2 separate regions of the Homo sapiens genome follow, and region 2 is linked to region 1. A link is a loop called in an ENCODE intact Hi-C map of the cell type or tissue named here. Cell type or tissue: PC-3. All regions are shown on one strand. Each heading gives the region's core, and the rest is flanking DNA. Links, peaks and the distances in the headings are about the cores only. Region 1 has its middle 45 kb from the start of MED13. Region 2 overlaps MED13 (mediator complex subunit 13).

Region 1 (8,338 bases), core at 233-8,232:
GCCCTTTATGATAAAGAAAGGGTATGGGCCTGGGATGCGGGAGGTGGAGAGGCTGATTTAAGAGGCTTTCTGCCTCTATGGAATTACCACTTCTGAGTCCTCTATCTGAGATCTCTGTCTGCTCTGATTTCTAACTTCTAGCACAGGTCTTTACAAAATAAAAACTTCAAGGAGCCTACAACTTTATCCAGATTTGGAAGGAAAATGAGAGAAAAACTGCCTTATAGATTGGTAAGTCTAAATCATGGCATTGCCTTTTGCCTATGTAGAGTCTCAGTCATTTAAGGAATAGCATTGTGTGTGACTTTGGGGAGGTCATATGTACCTGCACAATCTCCTGAAATACTTTCCCAATCTGAACATAAGCCCAGGAGCCAGGTTCCTTGACCACTGGCCAAAGCGTCACTCCAAGCCAACTCCAAGAATTGGGCTAGAGAGCCCCATGGTTATCTACATCATGGCTGTAAACTTTGTACCCAGCCAGGTACAATTATTCCTGGGATTCTTACAGCCTTCTGCTTTTACTAAACCAAAATTTACCTTCTCAAAAGGAAGAAGTTTCCCTAGTTATAGAGTTAGATAAAGCACTCTAGCAGTTGAAGACTTACTTGTCTCTTTCCCAGCTTTGACTTACCTGGAAGCAAAAAGCCCTACACCATTGAAACCAACACCTTTAACAGTGCAGCAGGGTCATATGGCCCCAAGATAAGTGATCTGTGGCTCGGGCAACAGTCAGTCTCTGCAGAAGAAGCTAGGCTGGTTGATATCAACTAGCTGACATAAGAATGGGTTATCATTTACCATGGCCACCTTCGTGGTCTGGAAGCATCATCTCCAGGTATCCAGCATCCTGTAGTAATGTGTTTGGAACATTAGAGCCTGGTGCTGTTCAGACAGACCTAGATGAACACTTAAGTGTTTGGATTTTACTATCTCATAAACTTGGCAGTGAAATGGCCAGGTGACTTCTCTATTTCAAAACACTAGGGAGTAGAGGAAACATTTCTATTCTTGGAAATCCTCCTGTAGCTACAATAAATAAAAGCAAAATCCAAATGTCTGCGGTTCATAGTGCCTAGTACAGGCACCTAGCATAGAGCTAGAGTCACCCAGGAGTAAGTCGGGACACACCATGAGTCCTCTTTACCCAGACCAGTGGCTGTTTTTCCACAAGCAGGGAGCCCTGTCACAAGTACTTTGCCTTTCCATAAGAATACTGTAATTCTCACCTCATATATCTCAGAAGGAAACCCTGCTGATTTAGAGCATTAAATATAAGAAGATAACATCTTAAAATACTAGAAGAAAATATGATATTCATCTTGCTCTTAAAGAAAAACATTGTAATCATTAAGTCAATAGAAAAAAATGCCAAAATAAATAAATTCAGTTACATAAAAGAAATATATTAGCTACAGCAAGTTATCATAATAAAAATAAATGCTGGCCGGGTGTGGTGGCTCATGCCTGTAATCCCAGCACTTTGGGAGGCCAAGGCATACAGATCACTTGAGATCAGGAGTCCAAGACCAGCCTGGCCAACATGGTGAAACTCTGTCTCTACTAAAAATGCAAAAATTAGCCAGGCATGGTGGTGCACACCTATAATCCCAGCTACTAGGGAGGCTGAGGCGGGAGAATTGCTTGAACCCAGGCAGTGGAGGTTTCAGTGAGCCAAGATCACACCACTGTACTCCAACTTGGGCAACAGAGCAAAATTCCATCTGAAAAAAAAAATGCTCAGACTCTTTGAACTACTAATTTTAAGAATCTAATCAGAGGCCAGTCACAGTGGCTCACACCTGTAATCCCAGCACTTTGGGAGACCGAGGCAGGTGGATCACCTAAGGTCGGGAGTTCCAGACCAGCCTGACCAACATGGAGAAACCCTGTCTCTACTAAAACTACAATATTAGCCAGGCATGGCGACACATGCCTGTAATCCCAGCTACTTGGGAGGCTGAGGCAGGAGAATCACTTGAACCTGGGAGGCAGAGGTTGCGGTGAGCTGGGATTGTGCCATTGCACTCCAGCCTGGGCAACAAGAGCGAAACTTCCTCTCAAAACAACAACAACAACAACAAAAAACTAATCAGAAATGTGAATGTAGTTTTGTGCACAAAAGTATTTATCATAATGTAATTTAGAATTGGAAACAACTGAATATTCAACAATGGTGAAAGTGTTATAGTAATTTATGATATATATAGATGAAATTCATGGCTCCCATATGCAGTCATTAAAAATAATTTTGTTACATAAAGATACTTATGAGACAATGGTAGGTGTAAAAGGCAAAATAGGGCCAGGTGCAGTGTGGCTCACGCCTGTAATCCCAGCACTTTGGGAGACCGAGGCGGGTGGATCACCTGAAGTCAGGAGTTCGAGACCAGTCTGACCAACATGGAGAAACCCTGTCTCTACTAAAAATACAAAATTAGCTGGGCATGGTGGCAGGTGCCTGTAATCCCAACTACTCGGGAGTCTAAGGCAGGAGAATGGCTTGAACCATGGAGGCGGAGGTTGCAGTGAGCCAAGATTGTGCCACTGCACTCCAGCCTGGGCAACAAGAGCAAAACTCTGTCTCAAAAAAAAAAAAAAAAAAAAAGGCAAAATAGCAAACTGAATAAATCATAAACTACATTTTTAAAATAAAATTAAAAGAACAATTAAAGGCTGAAACAGTGGCTCATGCCTGTAATCCCAGCACTTTGGGAGGCCGAGGTGGGAAGATCCCTTGAGACCAGCCTGGGCAACATAGTAAGACCCCGTCTCTTAAAAAAAAAACACCAATTAAAATTGATGAGAGTAGAAATAATTTTTTTGTTTTATTCTTTATCCTTTTCTATATTTTCTATATTTTTGCAGCCCAATAAATGTTTTTAAAATCACCTCTGAACTTTTACTACTAGTGCTTTTTTTTCTACAACTTTATACCATAATGAGATTTCTGATGGTGCACAAAGACCTGCAGTTTATATAATAAGTGACAAATCATTTTTACTCATTAGATAATTGCATATTAAGTACCTTTGTGTTTTAATATCTATTATCTTAGAGGATAACTGAGTTAATCAGTAGAGTTTACTTTAGACTGAAATAATAATTGTACAGTTTAGTCTGAATGACTTCAACACTTTAAGCAGACCCCTCCCAGATGGCAGCCTGCAGGACAGATGGTCTGTCAAAGGTTCCTGGCCTCTGCTACCTTTGTCTTGGGTCATATCTCTGGGCTCCATCCTTTATCTCACTCTCTTGGCCATGTCTGACTTCCGTATAGGTTCTTCAACTCAAATCAGGTTCCTAATATCCCCAGCGCTCTTGTATTGATGTCTTAACACTTCCCTTCTTCTAGCAGGGCGTGGTGGCTCACGCCTGTAATCCTAGTACTTTGGGAGGCCGAGGCGGGCAGATCACCTGAGGTCGGGAGTTTGAGACCAGTCTGACCAACATGGAGAAACCCCCATATCTACTAAAAATACAAAATTAGCTGGGCATGGTGGCGCATGCCTGTAATCCGTTACTTGGGAGGCTGAGGCAGGAGAATCGCTTAAACCCAGGAGGCGGAGGTTGCAGTGAGCAGAGATCACACCATTGCACTCCAGCCTGGGCAACAAGAGTGAAACTCCGTCTCAAAACAAAAAACAAACAAACAAACAAAACAGTTCCCTGATTCTTCAGCTTGATCCCTTTGACATGATAGTTTGAGACTGCAACCTAGACCAAGACCATGTAGAGAATTTCCTGAGGCTCAGTGTTTGCTTAGAGTCTTGTCCCAGGTCTCCAGAGTTCCTGCCTGGCATGGCACCCCCAATAAGCTAGTAAGGCACCTGCTCCTTGATTGGTCCTCCTTGCTTACCCTAGCTCAGCTAGTTCTCCAAGAACAGTCTTCTAGGCCAGTTGAGAATGTGTCTGGGCCAGCTCCCCATCCTGAGGATCTGGCACCCTCCGGTGGCCATGGGTGGGTGCACCTAGCCTAGCAGTGAGTTTCAGTGCTAGAGCCTGCTAAAATGTCCCCAGGCGTATTAGCACCCTCCAGTGACAGTTTAATGGAGCTACTTCAGAGAGCTGCTATCAGATCCTGGCATGCCTTACTTCTGCAGGGTCCCTTGTAATTCAATTCACCTCCTGCAACTTGCTGATGTATCAAGATAGACTAAGATCTATGTTCTTAAAGGAGAAGGCTTTTGAGGTTTTGAATTTGGCAGGAAAGTCATAAGTACTAACCTGAATGCCAGATACTGAACTAAATGCTTTATAAACATTATCATAAATAATCTTCACAACAACCCTGGAAGGTAGGCACCTATTTTTCATCTCCACCCTCTAGAAAAGGAAATCAAGGCTCATGGGGTTGGGGGGCGGTTATATAGAAGTCAAGGTTAAGCTAAAAGGCCAACAGTTCCCTGTTAGTTGATGGCTTAGCTTGGGTTTAAAACCAGCTCAACCTGACTCAAGCTGACTCAGGTCCTATGCTTTAACAAGCCATACAGTCTCTTTAGGACATTGGGATGCTCTCAAAGATCATCATATATATATAGAAGTTAGTCTGTATGAAGAAGAAAGATTTTTTTTCCCCCGAGATGGAGTCTTGCCCAGTCGCCAGGCTGGAGTGCAGTGGCACAATCTCAGCTCTCTGCAGGCTCCGCCTCCCGAGTTCAAGCAATTCCCCTGCCTCAGCCTCCTGAGTAGCTGGGGCTACTGGAGTGTGCCACCATGCCTGGCTAATTTTTTGTATTTTAGTAGAGACAGGGTTTCACCATGGTTTTACCATGGTCTCGATTTCCTGACCTCGTGATCTGCCCACCTCAGCCTTCCAAAGTGTTGGGATTACAGGCATGAGCCATCACACCCGGCCTAATTTTTGTATTTTTAGTAAAGACGGGGTTTTACCATGTTAACCAGGCTGGTCTCCTGGTTAACCATGAGGTCTCCTGACCTCATGATCTGCCCACCTTGGCCTCCCAAAGTGCTGGGATTACAGGCGTGAGCCACTGACCTCAGCCAAGAATTTTTCAAAGCTGGGCATGGTGGCGTACACCTGTAGTCCCGAGGTACACGAGAGGCTGAGGCAGGAAGATCCCTTGAGCCCAGGACTTGAAGGCTGCAGTGAGCTATGATGAGTGCCACTGCACTCCAGCCTGGGTGATAGAATGAGACCTTATCTCTGAAAACAAAGCAAAACAACAACAAACTAAACTTATAAAAAAATATGTAGAGAGAAGCAGAGACAAGAGTTAGAGCTAGAGTCCTGACAGGGCTTGAGCTCTCGGTTCTAGTTGTTCCTGAGGCCCAAGAATACCATTGTCCTTTTCCAGACTTGGTTTTTTCATCAGATACTCCAGCCCTTCCAATAAATTCCCCTTTATAGACCAGTTTGATGTGGCTTTCTGCCACTTGTAATGTAAGAGCCCTACTAAAACAGGAAAGAAGTAGGGGACTTTGGAATACAGTCTACGTACTAACACCCACAGCAGCATTAGACAGGATACTGATGATCCACAGTCTGATCCACACTGTTATTTTGGTTGCAAGAAACAGACAGTCAATTTACTAGAGACAAGTTACTCATTACTCAAAGACAATTCAAAAGGATGGTTCATAGGAAAAACAAATGTGTACCACACCCTGAGTCAACTGAACCTCACAGCGTTGGAAAGGATTGGAACTACAGCAGTAGCACTAGGGAACAGCCACTGCCTCCTTTCTCTAGGGCTTTTTTTTTTTTAGATGGAATTTTATTTTGCTCTTGCTGCCCAGGCTGGAGTGTAATGGCACAATCTTGGCTCACTGCAACCACTGCCTCCCTGGTTCAAGCCATTCTCCCGCCTCAGCCTCCCAAGTAGCTGGGATTGTAGGCATGCACCACTATGCCCAGCTAATTTTTTTTATGTATTTAGTAGAGACAGAATTTTACCATGTTTGTCAGGCTGGTCTCAAACTCCTGACCTCAGGTGATCCACCCGCCTTGGCCTCCCAAAGTGCCAGGATTACAGACATAAGCCACCACACCCGGCCCTCTAGGGGCTTTTTAACCTCTCAGTGAATCAGCACCACCCTCTCTGGACCAGCCTTTTCAGCTTATTCCCGTTGCCCCTGGCTGAAAAAAAAAGAAAAAAAAAAGCCACTCTAGCTCCCGAAGCTCTGTGGCTTTTCAGTTTCAGCTCATAAAAAATCAAAGCTTTCCTTTGTGACACTTTATTGTGAGTTCCCAAGAGGGAAGATTTGACTTCTGCTTAACTTTTTAAACCAAAGCTCAAGAGGCATAGGTCACTGGATACAGCTTAAGGCCACACCCGTGGACCAGGTGACCAATTCGCTGCAGTCATGGTCATGTGGCCCATTGCCCACTCAGTAAGTTGAGTGGGTAGGGATTTTACTCCAAAGGGATATGGGGAAGGCCAGTAATAATTGGCATCTCTAATCAAGCCTACTTAATTGTAATTTTAACTCTTGCCAGTAAGAAAAATTAAACACGTTGTAAACATGGGCAACCTATTCCCCAAAGACCCTCTCTAATTATCTAGTTGGCAAGAGGACTCACCTTCTGGTGCTTGTAGGCATGTGTGTATTCTCTAACTCAAAGTGCACCTTCTTCAAGTCCCCAGTCTCGCCTGCACCTGCCTTAAACACTGTGCAGTGAGCTAGACTACTCCACTCACTTGGGAGTCTATTAATTTTTTTTCTCCCCTTAACCACACTAAAGACTTTGCTTAGTAAAGCATTTTGAAGATTTAGAAAGTGACAGCTCAGTCTGCTTAGGATTTATATCCCAAACAGATGTGCCAAGAAGTCATAGGAATCAAACTGCTATTCTGTGAGTAGAATAATATATTAACTTGCCTTTTAGTAGTTTCGATTACACAGCTGTACAAATTGCAATGGAGTCTTCATAGCTAAAGTTGCTTTTATCAAAAGCACATTGCTTCTTCAAGGTGGAGGTTTTAGCATAGCAGGCACCCTGGGGGACATGCATGCATCCTTATAAAATACTGCTCATTACTTGCAATAAAATCTTCCAGGTAGTTGAGATATGGTAGTTCTGAATTCACCTTGAGGAACCCTCTGCCCTTCATCATCAGATATATATATATAACTGTATATTATTTCACAGTGAAAATAAGGAGTTCCTCAATAATGGTACCAACATCTTACACTTTGGTCTCTGTGACTCTCAGTATTCTCGACTGTCAAATTGGGATATTGATACCCATCTTACAGGGTTGTTGTAAGTAGCCAATGAAACAATGTTTATAAAGAGCTTAGCAGCTGGGCGCGGTGGCTCATACCTGTAATCCCAGCACTTTGGGAGGCCAAGGCGGGTGGATCACGAAGTCAGGAGATTGAGACCATCCTGGCCAACATGGTGAAACCCCGCCTCTACTAAAAATACAAAAATTAGCTGGGCATGGTGGTGGGCATCTGTAGTCCCAGTTACTCAGGAGGCTGAGGCTCAGGAGAATCTCTTGAACCTGGAGGTGAAGTTTGCAGTGAGCAGAGATGGTGCCACTGCACTCCAGCCTGGTGATAGAGCAAGACTCTATCTAAAAAAAAAAAAAAATTATACTAAAGGAAGAATCCTCCACAACTTTTATCCAATAATTGTTACTTGGCTAGAAATATTGTGTGAACATCTATTTTTGGTAACCTGGAAAGCTGGATAAAGGGCCCATTAGCTAAGATATATTAAATCTTGATTTGAATTACAACTAACATACATTTTTAATTTTTTCTAGGGTTTCATGAAAGGGGTCAAAAATTTTTTAAAAAGTGAGTTCAAACAAGAACGGGAAACAATAAGCATAAAAGTCGGAAAGGCCAGTACCAGCCAGTACCAGTCCTAGAACAAGGAGACTAAGCTTGGAAGTGCACTGCAAGGTGTGGCAATTACACCTGAGTCATTGAGCCTGATTCTGCAAAGGGAGCTTCAGAGATCCCTGATCAATTTTATCTGAGAGCTCCCTACAGAATCAAATGCAGGTACTCTCTGGAGGAAAGCAACTCTCAGTGCGTGTCCTTGGGATTTCCACAATTAAGTTAAATAAAATATAAGCTCACAATTAAGAAAAAAATCATTGGAATCACTGGCTGGGCGCAGTGGCTCATGCCTGTAATCCCAGCAGTTTGGGAGGCCAAGGTGGGCAGATCATGAGGTCAGGAGTTCAAGACTAGCCAGGCCAACATAGTGAAACCCCGTCTCTACTGAAAATACAAAAAATTAGCCATGCATGGTAGCATGTGCCTGTAATCGCAGCTACTCGGGAGGCTGAGTCAGGAGAATCACTTGAACCCAGGAGGTGGAGGTTGCAGTGAGCTGAGGTCATGCCACTGCCCTATA
Region 2 (8,338 bases), core at 62-8,061, 110 kb before region 1:
CATTTTTACTTCTAGGTGCACTGTAAGTTCCTGAATCACATATTCAAAAATAGCACATATTTTTTAAACTCAGTGATGTATATTTTATTGTATCTTTGAAAACTGGTAATTCACTTACAACATATTTTAAAATCACTGTCAAAATAGCCTACCTAAATGTCCTGATTTCAATTATGACAAGTTTAATATGCCCTTTATCCAACCCAGAAACTTTTAAACAACAAAATATTTTCATTATCAGAGGTCAGCTATAATTGGTACCATGTGCTTGATTTACCCATTCAAAAAAATACATTTTTCTTTTTTTCTTTTTGAGACGGAGTCTCGCTCTGTCACCCAAGCTGGAGTGCAGTAGCCTGATCTTGGCTCACTGCAACCTCTGCCTCCTGGGTTCAAGGGATTCTCCTGCCTCAGCCTCCCGAATAGCTGGGATTACAAGGCGCACACCACCACACCCAGCTACTTTTTGTATTTTTATTAGAGACAGGGTTTCACCATGTTGGCCAAGCTGGTCTCAAACTCCTGTCCTCAGGTGATCTGCCTGCCTCGGCCTCCCCAAGTGCTGGTATTACAGGCATGAGCCACCGCAGCCGGGCAAAAATAAGTTTTTCTAAATAAATGATTACTCTTTCTATTCTAAGACAAAAGAAGTGAGATAACTGTGGTAGTAAGAGTGTTACTATATGCAGTGCTACAAAATCAACAGTGACCCTTTGGTGTACTGTGATTTCTCTTACCTTGTGTTTTTTTCCAGCTTCTCTCTCACTATTTTGTCTATCTTTTTTATCAGGAAAAAGGAATTCCTCATCTCCTTCAACAAATGCATATGGATCAATTTTAGGTTCTTGTTCTGCATCAGATGCTATTGCTGAAAGACACTGGTTTTTAATTTGATATTGCTGCACTAATTCATCAGAAACTTTTAAAGGTTTCTTACATTGCACCATTAACCTGCATAAAAAAATTAAAAAAAATTAATTATCCACATAAGCATTAAAAATTTCCAAAATGACGTTAAGTATCATAATGTTTTTAGAATTACTTAAAGATTATCTAACCTACAATCCCTTATTTCAGAAATGAGGAGGCATGAAAATATTAAATAATTTATTGAAGTCTAAAATTTAGCCATAGAGAAATGGGGCCAAAATCCAAGTTTCCTAACTATATGATCTTTCTACCAAAATATGTTGTCTTTAGGTAATTCACGGTTTAGGTAACTCACGGTTCTCAAGTCCTCAAGCACACTATTTTGTACAAATCCATTCCCTGAAAGGGGCTCTTAAATCTAAACTGCTCCAGTACAGTGACTCAAAGTGGGAGCTTTATAAAAGTGAGTAAAATACTTTTAAACAATTTATACATTTATACAAGGAAAGTGATTATGTATTTTTTTTTTACTGCCATGAGTAGATATACTTTAAGTTTTAAATTTTTGAAGGCCTGATTTGTGTTTCATGAAAATAGCATTATTACTATTAATTCTGGCAAGATGTTTCACAATGGAAAGTGAAGTTTCAGTGCAAGTATCTGAGTTTTCTAATCACATTGGCACATCAATTTTTAAGTTATTAGTCTTCTGGTTCAACACAGCAACTAAGAAATTGTTTCTCTTTATTCTCCTAAAATAACCAATAAAATGACAGGAGATGACAGAATAAAAGAGAAGACAACAAGGAAGTTGGAAAGATGAGCTAGTGGAAACTGACAGACCACAGAAAGCTGAAATCTAAGGATAAAAGAGGGATGCCACAACAAGAAGCAAGCTGATCTATACCAAAGAACCCTGGAAAGCATCAGGAGTTTTTTCTCTCTGAAGACCCGACTGCTCGGTGAGTGTGAACACAGAATCATTAGCTTCTGGTTTGCATAAGACATGTTTAGACTCTCAAATTCCTATTCTCTCGGGTTTACAAAGCTAAGGTTCTCAGGTTGTCCTAACAGTAGCTAGCAGCCAAGCTTGCAGTCAGATCATGGCCAGAATCTTGCAATGACTATTTCACTCTGAGAAAAAAACCAAAGTCCTTATACCATCCTATGAAAACTTCCCATCATCTTGTTCTTCTCCTCTTCATCTTTTACTATTCTAGTCCTCTCTTATACTGCTTCCAAGGGCTTCCTTTATGTTCCTCAATGGGTTCCAGACCCATTCCTGGCTATTTCTTTTATGGGGAACATTCTCCTTCCAAATATCTGCATGGCCAACTCGCTCACTTCCTTCAAGTCTTTGCTTAAATGTCACCTATGAGCCCATAACTACTTTATTTTAAATAGCAATATGCCCATGCCCACTTGCCTCAATAATAATCCCCCTTACCCTGCTCTATTTTCCTGCATAGCATTTATCTTTTAACATATTACATAATTTATTATATTCATAGTTGACTGTCACTCACACTAGAACATAAAAGCTCCACAAGGACAGGGGTCTAACCTTTGTTCACTAATTTAGCACAGATGCCTAGAGTACCTGGTACATAATAGGTGTCAATACTTGCTAGTGAATAAATGAAATCTAAAAATCACAGACTGAGATGTTTTTGCATTAGTACTACTAAAATACACTATCTTGTACTTTGAAATAAACAATTTTTACACACTAGAAGGTACCAATGCCACTGCTTATCTACTCTGAGTACTAAGACAAAAATTGTAAGATATGTAAGGTCTGGTAGCAATGAAGGTATTTGCAGATCGTACATTCTTTGACTCACAGGCAAATCTTATCTCATTCATCTATTCACTAATGCCTAACACTAGTAGCACTTGATCTCTTACAAACTCGGGGCAAAGTAGGCCATCAAAACAAAAACTGATTTCTAAACATGCTATCAAATGCTCAAATACATATCATTATTATTCCAAATACGCCCCAGATTTATTGCAAAAACTAAAATCCCAAGCATACAAAAACTTTCTGCTGTGGGAATATAATGCTAGCACACTGTCATTGGGGATATGTTTTATAATTAATCATCAGGATAGTTCTGTTCTATAAACAGCTGAGTATCAAGTGTAGTTTTTTACCTCACCACATTAGACTCTAAATAACGGTTAGCTGAATTGTCTACCAAATATTCACTAATGCAAATCTTTTTAAAATAGTAATTCTAACTACTTTGATATGTACTTTTCTTATTTAATACTTAAAATAATATTTTAAGATAAGAAGCAAAGGGTATTATCCCTGACTTTGATGTGGAAATTATGTAAAATCAAGGGCTTTGCTGAGGTCACATAGTGGCAAAGTCAGAAATGAAAAGATTTTAAGTATTTATATTCAAATAACTATCCTTAGGGAATAAAGTATAAGAAATCTCCCTTCCCCCAGCCTGAAAGACACTACTACTCTCTGTAGAGACAAATAAAACTCGGTGTTTCATATTACGTTGTCCTCTGGCAGAAGTATAAAAACCTTCACACTGTTTACATAAGTAGTTGCTAGACTACTGTGCAGTAACATTATTAAAAAAACCAACTCTACTGCACAGGGCTCTATTAAAATAAAAAATGAGTAAACCAAATGCATTACCTAAATATGACTGTTTGTTATTTTATTGAATCATTCTCACAGACATTAGCATGTGCAAAGAATTTAAATGTAGTCAATTTCAAGAGTATCAAGACACAATAAATTTTAAAATATAAATTCATTTACATTATACATTCTATATTTAAAGCTGATAATAGAATTAAAAATTGTTACTTTTAAGAGATGCCAGATAAAAAAACTCTAATTACCATACTGTCAACATCAATTATATAGTACACATACACTTTTAGAATACGAATAACCCTCTCCTTTCCTCAAACGAACTTTCACATACAGCCAAATAATTAACTACAGACACAGTTTCAATTAGACATAAAGCTAAATACAGACAAACTGCAAAAAGATCAGGTACAGCCATGAACAGGAAGTGCTGCAAGGCCCAAAGCATTATATTATTCATTAATTGCAACTCTTTCCTTTTACTATGACAATAACATACTATCCTGAAATGTACTCATATAGAATTTAACATAGCTTATGGTAGCATATGCTGTTATGCCTTTATTCAATAAAAATTCTTCCAGATGAGGTATGACAGTTTTTAAGATGACAATTATAGAAGCAGATAAGCTACAGACGGAAAGTTAAGAAACAAATGAATGCAATAATGTCAAAATCTTCCCACCGCCTTTTTTTTTTTTTTTTTTTTTTTGAGACAAGGTCTTGCTGTCACCCAGGCTGGAATGCAGTGGTGCGGTCTCAGCTCACTACAACCTCCACCTCCAGAGTTCAAAGTATCCTCCCTCTTCGGCCTCCTGAGTAGCTGGGACTACAGGTGTGTACCACCACACTTGGCTAGTTTTTTATTTTTTGTAGAGACAGGATCTCACTATATTGCCCAGGCTGGTCTTGAACTCCTGGGCTCAAGTGATCCTCCCATGTTTGCCTCCCAAAGTGCTGGGATTACAGGTGTGAGCTACTGAGCCCAGCCTAAAATCTCCCACTTTTTAAATGGTACTTTTTTTTTTTTTTTTTTTTTTTTACCGTCTCCTATATTCAGAATCAATCCCTAAACTGAGCCAAGGTCACTGTCAAAGGAAAGCTTTATTTGCATTAAAATAAAACAGCAAATATAGAAGACTTACTTAAAAGATTTAGAGTACAGAAAAATCAAAACAAGTTTATTTCATCACAGACTTCTTTCTGTGAATCAAAGGCATTCAGAACTATGTTTTAGAGATCAAATAATGTATTCTACAACTATATACATACAAATCTGGTATACCACTAACACAACATAGGAGTTAATTCTATTGATGAATATCATGGCTAAGATATCCTGATATACTTTGGCTACAGAATAAAACATGTAAAGAACTATGCTCAAATACAGTTCTTTCTTTGCTCAGGGTTTAGACAGGTTTCCCTCTGAATCAGAATCACAGACTAAACAATCACAAATTCTTCTAAAACTAAGTGCTAAACCCATGAAAAAAAGATATAATGTTTCTTGCCAGAAATTTTGCTATCTTTAAAATCTATATGGTTCTTAGCCTCTATTCTGAAATACATGCTATCATTAACTAATAGATAAACTAAAAAGAATTAGAAAAAAAGATATTTGCCACGTGTATCTTATATATGGGTTATGCTATGTTCCACTCCAACCTCTCCTTCCCCACAAGTAAATTCTAACAAATTAGAGAAATTTTACTTTTACAAACATAGTCAATGAAAAGTTAAACATAAAATTGCTACACATGAAAGTCTAAGAATAAAAAAGGTACTCAGAAATGATAAATTCTATAATGCTATACTAGTTAGGTAGCCATCACCACCTGAAACTGCTAATCAGAAAAATCAAGAGGGCTGGGTGCAGTGGCTCACATCTGTAATCCCAGCGCTTTGGGAGGCCAAGGTAGTAGCATCACCGGAGACCAGGAGTTCAAGACCAGCCTGGACAACATAGCGAGATCCTGTCTAAAATCCTGGCTAAAAAAAAATGTTTTTAATTAGCCAAGCGGTATTGTCACATGTCTGTAGTCTCAGCTTCTTGGGAGGCTAAGGAGGATGGATGGCTTGAGCCCAGGAGTTCAAGGCTGCAGTGAGCCATGATCATGCCACTGCACCATAGCCTGGGTAACAGAGCAAGATCCTCTCTCATAAAAAGAAAAAATAAAAATCAAGAGTATTAATTTCTTTCACTAACCCACTACTATGGAAGGACAGTGCCACCTTTCAATAGCAATCAATGGAAACATTTATTTACACCAAACAGAAAATGGAGTTTCACTTAACACAAATAAAACAAAGCTTTGAATTTCTCCTACCGTAATTTTCTATGAAGTCACATACCTGTAAAAGTTCCACTATTATAAATCCACTAGTTCTCTGTTTCTACTGATGCATTCTTGTCCTTTTGCATTGTATATCTACTCTAACTGGGTTATCAGCAATCCCCTCTATTAAGTTTCAGACATGATCCCAACCGCCTGATGGAATCTCTCAGCAGGCACCTCAAACTGCATTCACATGTTTACGATGTACTCACATTACATGTACATAGCTAAAGTCATGTAGTACAAAAAGATGAAAAGCCTAAGTATCAATCTCTCTCCTTCAAGATAACAAGTACTATTTCTATCATCTAATTAAGGTGGAAAAAAACCTAGGTATATGCCAGCATATATGTATGCACATATGTACTTTGGTTCCTCATCTACATACAGAGCTTCTCATATCAGCCTATACAGATTTCCTTTGCTTATTTAAGTGGATATGCCATTATTATTTAGCCAGACCTTCATTATTTAGCAAGACCTTACTTTCATAAGGTGTATCAATAGTTTTGTTTTTTGTTGTTTTATTTTTTGGAGATGGAGTCTTGCTCTGTTGCTCAGGATGGAGTGCAGTGGCGTGGTCTTGGCTCACTGCAACCTCTGGCTCCCAGGTTTAAGCGATTCTCCTACCTCAGCCTCCTGAATAGCTGGGATTACAGGCGCCTGCCACCACGCCCAGCTAATTTTTTGTATTTTTAGTAGAGACAGGGTTTCACCATGTTGGCCAAGCTGGTCTCAAACTCCTGACCTCGTGATCCACCCACCTCGGCCTCCCAAAGTGCTGGGATTACAGGCGTGAGTCACTGCGCCCAGCCTAGGTATTTCAATAGTTATTCCAAGGTACTTCTACTTAGAAACGCTACTTTAAAAAAATCAGAAAAATTAAGTTTGGTAAGATTTAGCCTAAAGTGGGTAAAAACAATGGTACAGACACCTTCAAACCTATTCTTTCTCATCTTTCTACCTCATGAACTAAATACGCTTGGCCTTAAACTCTCCTGTTATTCTCCTACTTTACTGTTTAACTGGCTGCAAAGTTCTTCAAAATATATTCCACAGCATCTATAACATTCATACATCCCTGCTACTTCTAATTTCCCAGTGTCGGCCTCACATCACTTTCTATATGAGTTGTCCAAACTGATCTCCTTTCACACAGACATATCTTTTCATTTCAAGCAACCTTTCAATAACATTACTTGGTGAGTTTTTCCAAAATCCTTATTTTCTAAAACTTGTCATTTTATCTCACTCAATACTTGCAATAGTCCCTCCATCATCTCAAGGATAATATACAAACTTATGAATACTATTCTGCTATTCCATTCTATAGTCCTACGCTTTTCAGGTCTCATTTCTCATCATGACACACCAAACTACTAAGGAGCACCCCTATAATCTAACCATACCAAACTACATAAAGCTTCTGGAGCTTCATAAATGGAATTAAATTATTCCCCACTCTGTGTCTGTACTATATTTTATTTATACCTCTATCAGATAATATGCTATTTTCCATTAGACTACAATTTCATTTATGGTCAAGAGTAAATTTATTTTATACACTAACAGTGCCCCACAGCATCCTGCGTAAGAGAAACTTCAGTTTTATTGAAACTGATTTTAAAAATACCTTTTAAGAATATGAATTTAAAAAGAAAAATAATACTCCTAAGAAGAGATACAAAATGCAGAGGACTTGCAACAGCCCTGTAATTAACTTTATTAAAATTAACTGCTAAACATTTAAATGCACTTTCAAAACTCAAAGAATGGAAAAATAATAATAGATATTTACAATGACTAGGTGACAGAAATTCACCAATTTACTAATATAAACAAACCAGGCTTCTGAATGAATTACTCTATGACTAAAGAGGTGTTTGATCATATTACATCTTTAAAATTGTAAGTGCTTCCAGAAAGAATTTAAGAGGGTTGTTTAAATGCCATCAAAAGAGGGCTGGGCACGGTGGCTCACTCCTGTAATCCCAGCACTTTGGGAGGCTGAGGTGGGCGGATCACCTGAGGTAGGGAGTTCAAGACCAGCCTGGCCAACATGGCGAAACCCGTCTCTACTGAAAATACAAAAATTTGCCAGGTGTGGTGGCACACGCCTGTAATCCCAGCTACTCGGGAGGCCAAGGCAGGAGAATCACTTGAACCTGGGAGGCGGAGGTTGCAGTGAGCCGAGATTGCGCCACTGCACTCCAGCCCGGGCAACAAAAGCAAAACTCCATCTCAAAAAAAAAAAAAAAAAAAAGCCATCAAAAGAGAATAACAGTAATTCATGGAATTTATTTTAATGACAGGGAACATCATCTAACTTTGTCAATTGGCTGTACCACTTTCTACAAGGAGACAACTATTATTTTGATCCTTGTCACATCATATCTGAAGCAATATTAACAGCAGGTAATAAATTATCCAATTATTCCAACAAAATCCTTTTCACTATAAGAAAAAAAAGCATTTTTGTTTCAGCATATAAAAGACCATGTCAAGT

What was found. Hi-C counts contacts between places; a loop is a spot of excess contacts. Peaks named below come from ENCODE experiments on the same cell type or tissue, not always from the same donor. Only the 100,000 strongest peaks of a DNase experiment are listed, where the experiment ranks them.
Region 2: a loop joins it to region 1, with 3 times the contacts of the local background. A loop is called at or near these places in 2 of 110 quality-filtered maps.

Annotation. Positions count from the first base shown.
Region 1 is chr17:62,105,670-62,114,007 of GRCh38, forward strand. No RefSeq gene overlaps it. Among named protein-coding and RNA genes, the nearest start is that of MED13, 45 kb to the left of the region's middle. RefSeq lists an enhancer at 935-1,497. In PC-3, for the core only: CTCF peaks have their summits at 3,980 (motif pointing left) and 4,192; DNase peaks (open chromatin) are centred at 3,982, 4,442 and 5,602; H3K27ac peaks cover 1,345 bases.
Region 2 is chr17:61,994,415-62,002,752 of GRCh38, forward strand. MED13 (mediator complex subunit 13) reads right to left here. Exons shown (of 30, transcript NM_005121.3): 10 at 738-951. Among named protein-coding and RNA genes, the nearest start is that of MED13, 67 kb to the right of the region's middle. In PC-3, for the core only: no CTCF peak of the experiment used is centred there; a DNase peak (open chromatin) is centred at 3,407; H3K27ac peaks cover 2,056 bases.